Linked DNA regions of Homo sapiens: region 1 is linked to region 2. A link is an interaction called in ENCODE POLR2A ChIA-PET data of the cell type or tissue named here. Cell type or tissue: B cell. All regions are shown on one strand. Each heading gives the region's core, and the rest is flanking DNA. Links, peaks and the distances in the headings are about the cores only.

Region 1 (8,346 bases), core at 326-8,325, 770 kb before region 2:
ACATACACAAATTATAATAGAAGTAAAAGTATAAGTTATATAAAAGACCTTTACATATATTATAGATTCAGAGAATGGAGAGAACGTTTTAGAGAAATGGTGTTATTTGAACCAAAGGTGGGTTAAACTTCTTAAAGGTAGAAATGAGACTGTTAATCAGAATGGAGTTGGTCTGGGGTTGGAAGAGAAATGACATAAATGAAGATAGATAGGAAACATTTTATGAATTTCCAGGATATGATTAAACAGCATTGTTTGGCTAGAGCAAAAGGTAAGGAAATAGTGGGTAACAGACATGAAAAAGTAGTACAGTAATAGCTAATGACCAGATAATGTAGGATCTAAAATGCCAAGCTGAAGAATTTTAATCTGACTTACCTATTGAGAGACCACTAAACATTTTTATGTAGTTAAGTGATGGATCACATCTGTGGTATAGGAAAATTTGTCAGTTGAGTGCAGGATCGATTAGATGAGAAACTACAGAACACTTCAGAAGATTGTTGTTGGAGTTTGGACGAAAATGTTTAATGGCTTGAACCAGGTTATGGCAACGGGAATAGAATATTGCAAATAAAGAATAGGATTTACTTGGCAACCCATTGAGTATGGAATTGAGAGTCACAGGTTTTAGCCTGGGTGATAATGAGGATACGAGAATCTCCTGATACATATTCAGTTAACAGGAAGAGGAAACTTAGATACTCAATTTTGGACCTATTGCATTAGACTTTTTGGTCTGTCCTTTAGTCTCTGCTCCTTGATAACAAGGACGTTGTCATATTAGGATTTGAATACATTTCTAACACTAGTGTCTGGCACATAGTAGCTACATAGAAAAATTGTGTTGACTGACTGAAACTAGATAAAAAATAGTTGACAAACATTTATTTTAACTTTCGAGAGTACAATTTGAATTAGAGATCTGGAAGTTATCCACAAATATCCTGAGGTGATATTTGAAGTTAGATCAGAGGACAAGAGTCAACAAAGAAAAAGAGGAAAATTGTTCATGGTAAGAATCTTGAGGAATGGGGTTCCTTAAGTTTTCCGTAGTTAGGGAAAAAGGAATGGTATGATTTCACACTGAAAAACACAGAAGTCAGAGTGAAAGACTAGAATTGGTATATGGTTGGTTTTAAGAAAGAGTGAATAGTTAATAAGGTCTGTTTTTTCAGAACAGTCAGGAGGGTGATAGGGACTGAGAACAGGCTCTAAGTGCTTTGGTTAGGATATTACCCAGTATATTTTTCTAAAAAGCCACTTTAAGAGGTTTAGTAGATATGGAGGTCAGTTGTAAAGGCTAAGTGAATAATAAGTGGAAACAGTTCACTAGGTATAGTCATGCTGTATTTCTCACCTTGTTTAAAGATCTGTGAGAAAACATAGATTTTTAAAAATATTTTTAACTCACTCTGCATGACAGATATTACATTTTAGAAAATATTTTAAAATTTTAAATGTATTTTAATTTACAAATTAAAAAAATTATTTTAATGTTACATTTTACATGGAAGGACATGTGCTGTTTTCATGTCTAAGGATAATTTTTAATTTCACCATAGTGCCTCACATTTCTCTGACATTTCATTTTTAATGTCTTTGTGACTTAGTATAGTACAATTTTTATTTTTATAATGTCTGTCATGCAGAGTGAGTCTAGAATGATTTTATAATTTTGCATGGCATTTTGCCTAAACAATACTCTTTACTGATGAATGGTTTTATCACTTTTACTCTTAGACTTTGTGAATTTGAGACTTCTTTAGATTATAGGTATGCTTCTAATTATATTTTTAATTCCTGGAGTTGTAGTTTTCTCTGTAGATAGGTATCAAACTTATAGTCATTTTATTTTGCCTGTATTTCCAAGTCCAGGAATGGTTTTCATAGCTAAATAATAAATACTAATTTTGCCTGATCTTTGCAAGTCTAGGCAGGGTGATAAAATATTTTTGAAAGCTGGTAATTACTAAAATTTATGATTTCAAAAAAGCATAGATGCTAGCTTGGTAAATTTAAAAATTTTTCTTATGTTGGCATTATATCTGTTTTGTATATGTCTTTTTTCATATGGGAGAAAGGTTGAATTCACTATCCTTGGTAGTCATATTCTGAAGTCTGTACTACTACTATTTGAAAAATTATAATAGCCTTAACTCTTTTTAAGAACCAAAATGATTTTGCTTTCATAGTGGAATCTTGGAATTTCTAGGTGACTTTGGGGAAATAGTGTGGATGCTCTCCAGAAATTCCTGATTGAACCTGAGATTGAACATAGCAATTCTGGAGTTATTGGTGGCACTAACAACAGCCATCAGAATTACCTAAATTTTAATATCCAGTCATGAACATCAGGAGGAATGAAGGAGGAAGATTCAGTCCTTTGGGAACCTGATGTAATTTTAGATAGCCAAATGTTTGGATAACTGATAAGGAAAAAGTTTAATTTAAAATACATGTTGATGTTGAGTTCAGTTTGCCAGTATTTTGTTGAGGATTTTTCTATTTATGTTTATTAAGGATATTAGCTTGTAGTTTCTTTTCTTGTAGTATCATTGTCTGGCTTTGGTATCAGGGTAATGCTGGCCTCATTAAATGAGTTTGGAAGTATTTCCCTTCATTGTTTGGAAAGAGTTTGAGGAGGATTGGTATTAGTTCCTTTTTTAAAATAATTTCAACTTTTAGTTTAGGTTCAGAGGGTACATGTGCATGTTTTTTACATGGGCATGTTATGTGACACTTTGGAGTATGAATAATCCCATCACCCAGGGGTTTGGAGTATGAATAATCCCATCACCCAGGTAGTGTGCATGGTACCCAGTGGGTAGTTTTTCAGCCCTTGCCTCCCTCCATTTGTCCCCCTCTAGTAGTCCCCAGTATCTGTTGTTCCCATCTTTATGTCCATATGTACACCCAGTGCTTAGCTTCCGCTTATAAATGAGAACATGTGGTATTTGGATTTCTTGTTTCTATGTTAATTTGCTTAGGATAGTGGCCTCCAGCTCCATCCATGTTGCTGCAAAGGACATGATTTCATTCTTTTTTGTGGGTGCATAGTATTCCATGGTATATATGTGTCACATTTTCTTTATCCAATCCACTATTGATAGGCACCTGGGTTGTTTTCATGTCTTTGTTATTGTGAATAGTGCTGCGATGAAGATCCAAGAGCATGTGCCTTTTTGGTAGCATGATTTATTTTTCTCTGGAAATATACCCAGTAATGGGATGGCTGGGTCAAATGGTAGTTCTGTTTTAAGTTCGTCGAGAAGTCTCCAAATTGCGTTCCACAGTGTCTGAACTAATTTATATTTCCACTAACAGTGTAAAAACATTCTCTTTTCTCCACAGCCTTACAGCATCTGTTTTTTGTTTGTTTGTTTTTACTTTTTAATAATAGCCATTCTGACTGGTGTGAAATGGTGTCTCATTGTGGTTTGATTTGCAGTCTCATCACATTAAGAGGATCATACGTCATGATCAAGTGGGATTTATCCCTGGGATGCAAGAATGGTTGAACATACACAAATCAATAAATGTGATACACCACGTTAACAGAATGAAGAACAAAAATCATACGATCATCTCAGTTGATGCAGAAAAAGCATTTGACAAAATTCAACATACTTTCATTTTTAAAACTCTCAACAAATTTGGTGTAGAATGAATATGCCTAAACATAGTAAAGGTCCTATATGACAAGCCCATAGCTAACATCATACTTAATGGTGAAAATCTGAAAAGTTTATCTCAGATTGAGAAAAAAAACAAGGATGCCCACTCTTGCCACTGCTATTTAAGATAGTACTAGAAGTCCTAGCAGAGCAAATAGACAAGAAAAAGAAATTAAAAAGCATTCAAATTGGAGAGTAAAATGATCTGTTTAAAGATAGCATGGTCTTATACATAGAAAGCCTTAAAGACTCCTTGAAAAAAAAGACAAAAACTATTAGTCCTAATAAATGAATTCAGTAAAGTTTCAGGATACAAAATCAGCATAGAAAAATCAGAAGCATTTCTATACACTAACAGCAAACTTTCTGAGGATGTAATCAAGAAAACAATCCTATTTACAGTAGCTGCAAAAATATAAAATATTTAGGAATAGATTTAACCAAGAAGGTGAAAGATCTCTATGCTGAAAACTGTAAGACATTGATGAAAGAATTTGAAAAATTAACAGATATCCCATATTCATAAATTGGAAGAATTAATATTGTTACAATGTTCATAGTACTGAAAGTGATCTACAGATTCAATGTAATCCCTATCAAAATTCCAGTGAAACTTTTCACAGAAATAGCAAAACAATTCTAAAATTTGTATGGAACCACAAAAGATCTGAATAGCCAGAATAATCTTGAGCAAGAAGAACAAGGCCAGGGGCATCACACTACATGCTTCAAGTCATGTTACAAAGCTGTAGTGATCAAAACAGTATGGTACTGGCATAAAAGCAGACACATAGATCAATGGAACAGAATAGAGAGGCCAGAAATAAACCCAAGAATTTACAGTCAATTGATCTTCAAAAAAAAAAAAAAAAAAAAAAGCCAAGGAAACACAATGGGGACAGGACAATCTCTTCAATAAACACTGTTGTTAAAACTAGATACCCACATACTGAAGAATGACATTGGATCCTTATTCATCCCATATACAAAAATCAGCTCAAAATGGGTCAGAGATTTAAACAAAAGATTTGAATTTGAAAAGCATAAGATGCGCGCAAGAAAATACTGGAGAGAAGCTCCATAAGATTGGTGTTGGCAATGATTTTTTGTTTATGGCACCAAAAGCACAGGCAACAAAAGCAAAAATAAACAAATGGGACTTCATCAAATTAATAAGTTTCTCTGTAGCAAAGGAAACAACAAAATGAAAAGGCAGCTTACATAATGAGGGGAAATATTTGCAAGCCGTATATCCGATTAGGGGTTAACACGTAAAAATAATCAGGAACTCATACAACTCAGTAGCTAAAATAAAATAAAAATACAGGTTGAGGATCCCTAATTCAAAATCTGAAATGCTTCAAAATCTGAAACTTTTTGAATGCTGACATGACACTCAAAGGAAATGCACATTGCAGCATTTGGATTTTTGGTTTCAGATTTTTGGATTAGGGATGTTAAACCAGTTAGTATCATGCATGTATTCCAAAATCTGAATAATTTCAAAATCTGAAACACTTCTGGTCTAAAGCATTTTGCATAAGGGATACTCAATCTGTATTTACCTAGATGTAAATAATAAATGAATATATTAGAATAGGTTATTGTCTCAGTCCATTTTGTGCTGCTATGACAGAATACTGCAGACTGGGTAATATATAAAGAACAGAAATTTATTCTATCAGAGTTCTGGAGTCTGGTAACTACAAGATCAAAGTGCCTGCAGGTTTGGTCTTTGGTTTCAAGATGAGGCCTAGTTGCTGTGTCCTCCAAAGAGGAGAAACCTTGTGCCCTCACACAACAGAAAAGCAAAAGAGAAAATCCACTCTGGTAAGCTCTTTTTATAATGCCATTAATCTATTTATGAGGGCAGAGCCATCATAACCTAAACACCTCCCATTACCTTCCAGTACTGTTGTGTTTAAGTTTCAACATGAGTTTTGGAGGGGACAAAAACATTCAAACCATATAGTTATAAAGACTATTTCAGTTATAAAAGCCTGTGATTCCTTGAAACTGAAGTTTGAAATATACTCCATATCATTGGTATCTTAAATATAACCTCTATATAACTTGTTTTTCTTTAGTGTTCAAATGGTAATGTATACTTGAGGTAGCAACTTAAGGGTTTGAACCAACTTTAGCTTTGTCTGAATAAATGACCTAAAAAAACATTTCTCAAGCTGGCTAAGATATGGATGCTGGATTCAAATTGCAGGTGAAATAATTCTCTCAGTGCTTCTATTTATATAGCTTTTGTAACTAGAAGCATTTCAGGAGTTAAAACCAAGGACTAGGTTAGTGATAAATGGAAGTGGTTAAATTGAGCTCTTAGCTATGATTGGCTGTACAGTTGACCGTTGAATAACATGGATTTGAACAGCGCAGTTCCACTTCCATGTGGATTTTTTTTTTTCAATAAAAGCTATACCAAGTGAGTTGCCTCTCCTGCCTCCCCTTTTACCTCCTCCACCTCTGCCACACCTGAGACAGCTAGATGAACCCCTCCTCTTCTCAGCCTACTCAAGAGTGACTATAATAAGGATGAAGACCTTTATGATGACCCACTTCCCATGTAATGAACAGTAAATACATTTTCTCTTCCTTCCATTTTCTTTTCTCTAGCTTACCTTATTGTAACAATATGGTATTTGATGCATATGGTATATGATGCATATAACATACATAATATGTGTTAATTGACTGTTTATGTTATTGGTAAGGCTTCTGGTCAGCATTAGGCTATTAAGGTTTTAGGGAGTTAAAAGTTATGTGTGGATTTTTGACTGAGTGAGAGGGGGATTGGTACCCCTAGTGCCTGCATTGTTCAAGGGTCAACAGTACTTGTTAATTCCAAAGTCCTTTTTGTTCACAAAATGACTTTAGGTACTTATTGGTACTGAAATATATTTATTAATATCTGGGCTACATCTTTGTATTTAGCAGATTAGTAGACATCTCTACTAATTAAACTCATTGAGTTCAAAATAAAACTCATTTTATAATTTTTAATAATGATAATTAGAGGGGTGCTGGTAAATGTTTAACTAAACGCCTTTCTCCAAAATAGCCCTGATTTGTGATGGCTGTCAATTTCCTGTGGTGTAAATACTCCCCCCATGGCTCATTTCAAGCCGCTAAAATAGTGTCACTGAATGCAGAGTTGAGAAGAGATAAGAGGTAGCACATCATTATATACCATATCCACCATACAGACATAATCTCATTAGCACATATAATAGTAAAATGTAAAGTAAGTAGTGATGGTTTTGAGTGTTAATTCTTCTGTTTTAGTATAACTCATTTATGTATATATAATTATGTTTTAATAACTGCCTCATAAAAATCCTGAAAATTTAATAATTATATCTCATGGGGTAGTATAGGGGGCTGTATACCATTGAGTTCATAATTACCATTTATTAAGAATGATTGATGTGAGTTATGCTACACTTTACATATTTTTAAAACTGAATTTTAATCCTTTCAACAATTCTATGAAGTAGGTGACACTGTCTCCATTTTACTAAATCAAAGAATTAAATAATTTATCCAAGGGGACAACTAACACTCCAACATCCTGATTTAGAGCAATGGTTTTCAAACTTCAGCTTGCATAGAATCACTTGAAGAGCTTGTTTTTAAAAAATACTGGGCCCACCTTCAGAAGTTCTGGTTCAATAGATGTGGGGTGGGCTGAGAATTTGCATTGTCAAGACCTTCCCAGGTGATGCCACACTGGGAACAGCACCACCATCAAGCATAGGCTGACAAGCTTTTTCCATAAAGGACCAGATGATAAATATTTCAGGCTTTGTAGGCCATGAGGCGGAATCAAAGATACTACATATTGGGTTAGTGTGTAAGTAATTGTGGTTTCAGACTCTGCATTTTAAATAATTATTACTAGGCGCAAACACATCTTTATTAATCAAAATAGGAACATTAAAATCAACACATTTTTGCCAATGGGAAGTAAGTTTATTCCTGTAGCATTAAAATCCATGCTTCGGGATTTATCAAACACTTGGAAAGCATTTTCTGCATCCTGCTGGTTGTGGAAGCATTTTCCCTCCTAAAAGTTGTCGAGATGCTTGAAGAAGTGGTAGTCAGTTGGTGAGAGGTCAAGTGAATATGGCAGGTGAGGCAAAACTTCATAGCTCGGTTCGTTCAACTTTTGAAGCGTTGGTTGTGCGATCTGTGGTCGGACGTTGTCATGGAGAAGAATTGGGCCCTTTCTGTTGACCAGTGCCAGCTGCAGACAGTACAGTTTTCAGTGCATCTCATCAATTTGCTGAGCATACTTCTCAGATTTAATGGTTTCACCGGGATTCAGAAAGCTGTAGTGGATCAGCAGCAGACCACCAGACAGTGACCATGACCTTTTTTTGGTGCAAGTTTGGCTTTGGGAAGTGCTTTGGAGCTTCTTGGTCCAATCACTGAACTGGTCATCTCCAGTTGTATAAAATCCACTTTTCAGTTGCCATATAAAATCCACTTCTTGTTGCACGTCACAATCTGATCGAGAAATGGTTCATTGTTGTTGCGTAGGATGAGAGAAGACAACGCTTTAAAACAACGATTTTTTTCTGATTTTCGCTGAGCTCATAAGGCACCCACCTATCGAGCTTTTTCACCTTTCCAATTTGCTGCAAATGCTGAACTACCA
Region 2 (8,346 bases), core at 289-8,288:
TGGCATATAATAAGTACTCTATAAGTATTGGCTGATTTCTAATAGGTCTGAAAATTTATCTTTTAGAATTTTTTCTTCAGTTGGTTTAGCGAGTTTCCCTTTGATGTTGAAAATGTTTTTTTTTAAAAATCTAACCTAGACCATCCCAAATCATGAATTACTGTTGTGTGAAACAGTGAGACTACTGTTTTTATGCCACAGGTTTATAATTATGCAAATAAATACTACATCTTTGCATTCATTTTGGTTTTACTTACCGAATTTTCATTCCAGGAATGTCTGAATCTGAACAGGCTCTTAAAGGTACTTCTCAGATTAAATTACTCTCATCTGAAGATATAGAAGGGATGCGACTTGTATGTAGGGTAAGAGTGATTTTTTCTCCATGGGGTAGGAAATGTTTAAGCAGTACTTAGACATGAAGTCAGTGGTTTGCTGATTTATAAAGATAGCAAATGTTATATTGTTAGACTGACCAGCCATGCTTTTTTTTTTTTTTTAACTTTTTTTTGAGACAGAGTTTCACTCTGTCGCCCAGGCTGGAGTGCAGTGGCGTGATCTCTGCTCACTGCAACCTCCACCTTCTGTTTTCAAGCGATTCTTCTGCCTCAGCCTCCTGAGTAGCTGGGATTACAGGTGCCCACCACCACACCTGGCTAATTTTTGTATTTTTAGTAGAGATGGGGTTTCACCATGTTGCCCAGGCTGGTCTCGAACTCCTGACCTCGTGATCTGCCCACCTTGGCCTCCCAAAATGCTGGGATTACAGGCGTGAGCCACCACACCTGGCCTTTTTTTGTATTTTTAGTAGATACAGGGTTTCACCATGTTGGCCAGGCTGGTCTCTAACTCCTGACGTAAGGTGATCTGCCCGCCTCGGCCTCCCACAGTGCTGGGATTACAGGCGTGAGCCATTGTGCCCGGTTTAGCCATGCTTTTCATTAAACTATTGTTAGTATATAATTTTAGTCAACAGTTTTCTTCTTAAAAGCCTATTTCAGAATTAATCTGGTGGATAGTCTATATTTAGATGACAATCCTTTTCATTTATTTAATGATATTTAAAAACATTTTGTCATTTTATTTTCACAAGTCATCATAACATAGGACAGAGTTTAAGGCTCAGAGGGTTATGCTGTAGGCCTTTTTGTGAAATACCTATGATGAGTGGTAGTAGTGGTTGGTACTCATTAGGTGAAATCACATATTTATTCTGAAGGAAAATATAATACATTGATATTATTCATTTAAGTAAGATTCTTAAGGTTTCTATTCAGTGCTTTAAAAGTGATTTGATTCTAATTTTGTTTGATATCCTGGAGAACTTTCTCTTCCTATGACTTGCTGTGATTCTTTGAGGAATTCATTCATCTATTTTTTTTTTTTTGAGACAGGGTCTTGCTATCACTCAGGCTAGAGTACAGTGGCACAATCATAGATCATATAGATCATAGCTCATAGCTTACTGTAACTCCAAACTCCTGGGCTCAAGCTATCCTTCCACCTCAGCCTCCTGAGTAGCTGGGATCACAGGCATGTGCCACTACACCTGACTACTTTTTTTTTTTTTTTTTTTAAGAGACAGGATCTCACTATGTTGCCCAGGCTCATCTGTTCTTTTTTCTTTTCCTCTACTTTTCCCCATTATAGAAATGAGAGAAGACTACCTCTATCAGTTGATGATAGTTTAGATTTCTTAGGATGTATATTTTCACATAGAAATCAGCCAACCTTACTGCTGCTTGCTTGTTAACCCAATTTTTATATAAAATTAATGTTTGTTTTTATGTATTTACATATAATATATTTATATATTTTCTATAAAATTATAATATTCAAGGGGAGATTCATTTTTACCAATCTTCCACAGTCAAACAGTAGAAAGGGTATAGATTTCTGTTTCTGTGTCTTTTTTAATGTATTGAGTGTTCCTTTTTTACAGCTTGCTAGAGAAGTTTTGGATGTTGCTGCCGGCATGATTAAACCAGGTGTAACTACTGAAGAAATAGATCACGCTGTACACTTAGTAAGAACTTCACTTTTTTACTTTGAGTAATTTTGTTACATTACTAGATGCTTTGAACTTAAACATTAAGTAGATTTAAGTTCTGAGTGTCTAAGGTAACTTGGGTAAACTCATTTGAAAGCAAATTTTTGCTTTGTTTCAAATATGGAAAACATTCAACAGTCATTATTCTCATCTTTAAGAATCTATAATATTAAGGTCTGAGGTAAGCTTGAAATATCTTGTTTCTGAAACAACATATTTGTAATAAGCATTTCAGTTGAGCTTTTATAAAATGATTGATTTTATCTGCTTTAAGTAAATCCTGCCACTACAGACATCAAATATTCTGAAATAAAAAAAAGAATATGACTTCTGATGGTAGATTAGTTAAATGTTTCCTCAAGGCAATGAACAGTCCACATAAATATTTGTAGTAAGTATAGGGATTAAAAATAAATAAATAAAGATTGTCTGCCCATCAAAGAGAGACCTTAAGACCTTATTAGATGAGTGTACACATTATATGAATTTTAAAAAAAAGAGTGATAAGTAGTTAATATAACATATGGAAAGCAGATCACACGTGTTCTAGTAAACAAATACAAATTATAAAGACCTAGTAAATTTGTATTTTAAAGATGTTTATATGCATTGCTTGTGTGGAAATGATGAAACTGGTCCTCTCTTCTGCTTGGTGATGGTATTGTAAATTGGAAGAACCCTTTTGGAAGGATTTGACAATCTATCTTGAGCTATGAAAATGTTTATAAATTTTTTATTCAGAATCTTATTAATCCTGACTTTTGGGTATTGTTTCATATGTTAGTATAAGACGTATCGTATGCAATAATAGCATTTTGAGTATGCTCTGTGGGCCAGGTACTCAAGTGCTTCTTTTACATTAACTCATTAATCTTACCAACAACCTCTTGAGGGTAGGTACTATTGTAATCTCCGTTTTATAGGTAAGGAAACTGAGGAAGAGAGAGGTTAATTAATTAAATTGGTAAAAGTTACACAACTTGTAAGTGATGGAATTGGCATTTTCAATCTAGAAAGTCTAATTCTGTATGCTCTGAACTATTATTTGTAATGCTATGAGAAGTAGAGAAGTATATTCCTAAATGAGGGAAAAGCCACAAATGTAGTTATTGGTTGTAAGATTTTTTTTTTTTTTGTAATTGAGGAAACTTCATATTAATTTAGATTTTCAGTAAGAATGGAATTGCTAGTAAAATCATGGTATATTCTGCATATTCTGCAAATGGTATATTGTGCAACCATTAAAAAATATTAGCCTGAAGACTAGAGCAGGTTGGAAACAGAAATTACGTATACTGTGATTACCACTGTGTAAAAGCATCCAGTAAAGTAAGACTTGTTATGGAGAGCAGACCATGTTTTTCTGTTAGGAGTTCTTTTGTTGTTCCACTGAATGTGGTTATTAAAATATCTGGAAGTACTTTACCGTTTCTTAATTATACTAGTAGTCATTTTTGGGGCATAGTGATATAGGCTTGTTTCAACATAAGAATTATAATTACATCAAAAATGCTTGTTAATATTTACTTCAAATATTTTATTTTTACTTTAACATTTTTCATAAGGACTAGTTAATTCTAAAGTAAAATCTTCATATGTGGTAATATTTATATATATATTTGTTATAGAGGTTGAGTATCCCTTATCTGAAATGCTTTGGACCAGAAGTGTTCTGAATTTTGAATTTTTTTGGATTTTGGAATATTTGTATTATACGTAACTGGTTAAGTGTCTGTAATTTCAAATTTGAAATTCTAAATGCTCCAATGGGCATTTCTTTGAGTGTCCTGTCGGTGTTCAGAAAGTTTCAGATTTTGGAGGATTTCAGATTTTTGGATTAGGAATACTTAACCTGTATGTCATTTTACTTTTCCTTTGTGCAGTTACCAGTAAACTGGTTTGTGTATGTGTACCTGACTGGCACAAACCCTGTTGTATATTGTTTAAGATAATATCCAGTACTGTTACTAAAATAAAATACTGAGTTCTTCATAGTAGCATGTGTCCAACTGTTTTCACATTTTTCAAATTTTAAAATCTGTAATTTCATACAGATTTTTTCTTTTATATATTCCAAATTATTTTTTCTGTATTATAGGCATGTATTGCAAGAAATTGCTACCCTTCTCCCCTGAATTATTATAATTTCCCAAAGTCTTGTTGTACCTCAGTGAATGAAGTCATTTGCCATGGAATACCAGACAGAAGGCCCTTACAAGAAGGTGACATTGTTAATGGTAAGAAAAATATGTTACTTTCATCACCATGGGCAAAGAAACAACAAAGCTTGGGGAATCTGACAGTGACTTGTGTTTTCTTGACTTGCTTCCTGTACTTAAACTTTTTCCTTTTTAAAATTCAGTATCACTAACTCTTAAATCTACAGGAAGCTCTCTTAACGGTTTTGTGCATGTTGCTTTTAAGATACTTCCGGTGTGATGTGTTTGGTGCAGTGTATTTCTTTAATGCTTATCTCATATGTGATTGGTAAATAGGTCAAAGATGTCAGTGAAATGTGGAGTCTAGTTTTTTTCCCCCAGAAGTTCACTAATGGTTTTGAAGAGACCAGGGCAGGCTTTGTTATAGATACAGGAAAACCCTTCATAATATATGAAGACCTAAAGGAAAGCTGAAAATCTTGCAGAAGTGCCTTACTTGAGTGGAAGTAGCTTTAAAGACCCCTATGTTAAGCTACCTTGGGAAGTTACAAGTATAGAGAGTAGAGGAAGTAGTTTAAAAGACATTAATGAAGGCTTTCCTAGATGGCATTTGTTTTTGTTTTGTGTATTATTTTATTTTTTGGAGACAGGGTCTCACTGTCACCCAGGCTCGAGTGCAGGGGCGCCACCATGGCTCACTGCAGTCTTGACTTCCCTGGCTCAGGTGATCCTCCCACCTCAGAAGTAGATGAGACTGCAGGCTCATTGCTACCATGCCCAGCTCAGTTTTTGTATTTTTTGTAGAGATGGGGTTTTGCCATGTTGCCCAGGCTGGTCTCAAACTCCTGGACTCAAGCATCTGCCCACCTTGGCCTCCCAAAGTCTTGGGATTACAGGCATGAGCCACCGTGCCTGGCTTAGATGGCATTTTAATATTGATGGAATTAGACTCTTTGTTAATAAGATATCTTAAAGGAACTACCTATCAAATGAGGAAGCATGAGCCCAAGTGTTAGAGGCTGCAGATAATTGACTGATTGTGATGCTAGCTGTGAATGATAGCCGAAATTTAACTATGACACTATTTTTATTAGAATTGCTACTGCTTTAGTTAGGGTATCTGTTCATAAAGTTCCATAGGTTTTGAGGCCAACCCTGTTTTTCAAATATAAAGCCTGTTATTTTTATTATATGTAGAATGTGTGAGGTTTTTCAGGAATGTATGTGTTGTGCTAGAACCAAAATATCTATATTGTGATGTTACAGGTTGATTGAAATATGTGGTTTAAAAATACTCAATGTGCTCTCTAGATACATTATAATGGTATAATAGTATATAATATATAGTATAATAGTAATCTATATTCTTAAACATGGGGACAAAGAGAAGAATGAATATTCACAAATAAGAGAAAAGCAAATGAGTTTTAAAAAAACAGGTGTAGAGCAGTGTAAATTTTTCTGTTATTCCCTAGCAGGAGTAAGGAACTTGTAAAAGATAAGTGAAAATGGTATTTTGTAGCAATGTAGCAAAGTTTTCAATTTAATGTTACTAACTCTGGTAATTTATTTTGCATGATTGTGTCCCACATACATTTTTCTTTTGCCACAAGTGATACAATTACTATAAGAGTATAAAAACCCACTATCTGGCTTATGTTACATGGCCATATTCCTGCTCTCCACAGTGAGTTCAGTTACATCTCAGGGAGCTTCTGTTGGGCAATAACTATCTATCCATTGGTGTCTAATTTGAGAATGCAGAAGTTGTCTTTTTCATTAAGTTGCTAGATGCTGTCATGTTGGAAAAACACTTGAATTTTGAAATGAAAATAAGTATGGTCTTTATATTTGCACATTCTCTTGCAGTGGATATCACTCTTTATCGCAATGGTTATCATGGGGACCTGAATGAGACATTTTTTGTTGGAGAAGTGGATGATGGAGCACGGAAACTTGTTCAGACCACATATGAGTGCCTGATGCAAGCCATTGATGCAGGTCAGCCTCAGTGTTGAGCACCTATTGGCAGTCCTGTGTGTTGATGGGCCAAGAATGACTGGGCGCTGCAGTTCTGTGCATTCCTTGTACCTTCCAGGTTGCCCCTGTTCTACCTGAGTTAGCTTTGGTTGTTAGCAGTAATGGGTAAAAGGATGATCTGGGAATCTCTTGGTGGTGATAGACCAGATGATTGGTTAGCATCCTTTGTTTCTTCTGTGATTTATCTTCCTTTTCTTTGCCTGATAAATGAAGAGGACTGTGCAGATGGTTTTTTAGTGCAACTTTTATTCTATTTTTAAAATTCTTTCCAGTACATAAATATTATGTTCTCCTCATAAAAAATTAAAAGTGAAGATTATGAGTGAAAAATGTGTGATCCTCCTTTACACTTGCCTCCCCTCTTATCTCTCTCTTCTCTCTAGAGATATCCCATTACCGTTTAGGTTTTTTCTCTCTCCTGTGCATTAATGCACACACGTATGTGTATGTGTTAAATTAAGTTAAATGGAATCATAATATTTTTAATGTGTAACTGGGCTGTTTTTTCAACTATCATAGAGATCTTTTCAAGTTAGCATATATACCTACAGACATAGATTTACCTCATTCTTTTAATGGCTATGTATTATATTCTATAGTATTACAATTTGTGTAACTATTCTGTTGGATTTTGGTGCTTTCCAGATTTCTTACTATTGTAGTAATGGGTAGGGGTGTATTTCTGGAGGATTTTTCTCAGGCTGTCTGTCTTTGTACATATGAACAACTTATCGAGGCTTTTTTGTTTAATCAGTATCTTATGGGGATAAGAGAAGGAAAGGGGCTGGGCATGGTGGCTCACTCCTGTAATCCCAGCACCTTGGGAGGCTGAGGTTGGCAGATCACTTGAGGTCAAGAGTTCGAGACCAGCCCGGCCAACATGGTGAAACCCTGTCTCTAATAAAAATACAAAAATTAGCCAGGTGTGGTGGCGGGCGCCTGTAATCCCAGCTACTCGGGAGGCTGAGGCAGGAGAGTTGCTGGAACCTGGGAAGTGGATTGTGCCACCGCATTCCAGCTTGGGCAACAGAGCGAGACTCCATTTCAAAAAAAGAAGAAAAGAAAAAAAAGAAAGGAAAGTTCTTAACAGCATCTTGTTGGAGTTGTTAACAAACTGTTAATAAATGGGCAAACAGCCTTCTGGTTAAATCCTTACCATATCAACTTTATTACCAGTGTGCTACCTGCAATCCTCCCCAGTCTCTCCAAATCTTGATGTCATCAACAGAATAGTGAACAGGACAGAGTTCTTAGACAAACATACAGTTATCTCTAATAATGTTGATCCAGTATTTTTATTGTTTTTAGTGCGTTCTTTAATGTGTATGGGAGATGAAATTTTTACTCAAGTTGGAGGAATGGAAATGAAGGAATATGATATTTTTGTGTATCAGGTGAAATTTTGAAAACTTATTACTCATTGTTGATTATTTTAAAACATTAATACAGGAGGTGGAATTGAAGAAATTTAATGTTTAATTTGTCATTTGTGAAAGCTTAAGTTTGAAATAATTTTTAGAGTTTCTGCCAGATAATATAGTCAATATTTCTATTCTTTTTGCTTCTCTGTGAATCAACTGAAGAAACAAAAAAAAAAAAAAAAAAAAAAGAAAAAGAAAAAACCAGATAGTTAGAATGCTGTTTTATATGACGTATGACTGGAACTTGCCAATAGTTTTCATAACAGTAGCCAGGAAGGAACGAAAGTGGCTTGATCTTTTTTGGAAAGTGCTTTGAATTCCTTTGTATATATCATTTTTGCCCCTCATTTTGCACCTCCCTTACTCCCCCAGGTAGAGGGTTTGAAAAGCTGTTGAAATTAGGCTTCTTAAGTAGGGTTTCTTAGTCTATGCACTTAGTGGCTTTTGGGCCTGATAATTTTTTGTTGTAGAGACCTGTTCTATACACATAAGATGTTCCACAAGCATTCCTGGTCTCTACCCAGTAAATGCCAGTTACACCACCACCCTGTGTTTGACAACCAGAAATATTAATATCTCTAGATACTACCCTTGGGGCCGCAGTTGGAGCAGTTTGAAAATTAGGGAAGACTTCCTCTGTCACTCTTTCTATGCAACATGGATTACAATATTGTTC

Evidence for each region. ChIA-PET counts read pairs that join two places held together with the same protein. Peaks named below come from ENCODE experiments on the same cell type or tissue, not always from the same donor. Only the 100,000 strongest peaks of a DNase experiment are listed, where the experiment ranks them.
Region 1: POLR2A ChIA-PET joins it to region 2 with 9 read pairs; 4 of 35 experiments call an interaction of 5 or more read pairs at or near these places.

The regions. Positions count from the first base shown.
Region 1 is chr4:98,264,641-98,272,986 of GRCh38, forward strand. The region is part of intron 1 of RAP1GDS1 (Rap1 GTPase-GDP dissociation stimulator 1); the gene reads left to right. Among named protein-coding and RNA genes, the nearest start is that of RAP1GDS1, 7.4 kb to the left of the region's middle. In B cell, for the core only: no CTCF peak of the experiment used is centred there; no DNase peak of the experiment used is centred there; H3K27ac peaks cover 1,305 bases.
Region 2 is chr4:99,039,101-99,047,446 of GRCh38, forward strand. METAP1 (methionyl aminopeptidase 1) reads left to right here. Exons shown (of 11, transcript NM_015143.3): 5 at 274-365; 6 at 1,943-2,026; 7 at 4,149-4,287; 8 at 6,079-6,210. Among named protein-coding and RNA genes, the nearest start is that of ADH5, 46 kb to the right of the region's middle. In B cell, for the core only: no CTCF peak of the experiment used is centred there; no DNase peak of the experiment used is centred there; H3K27ac peaks cover 1,116 bases.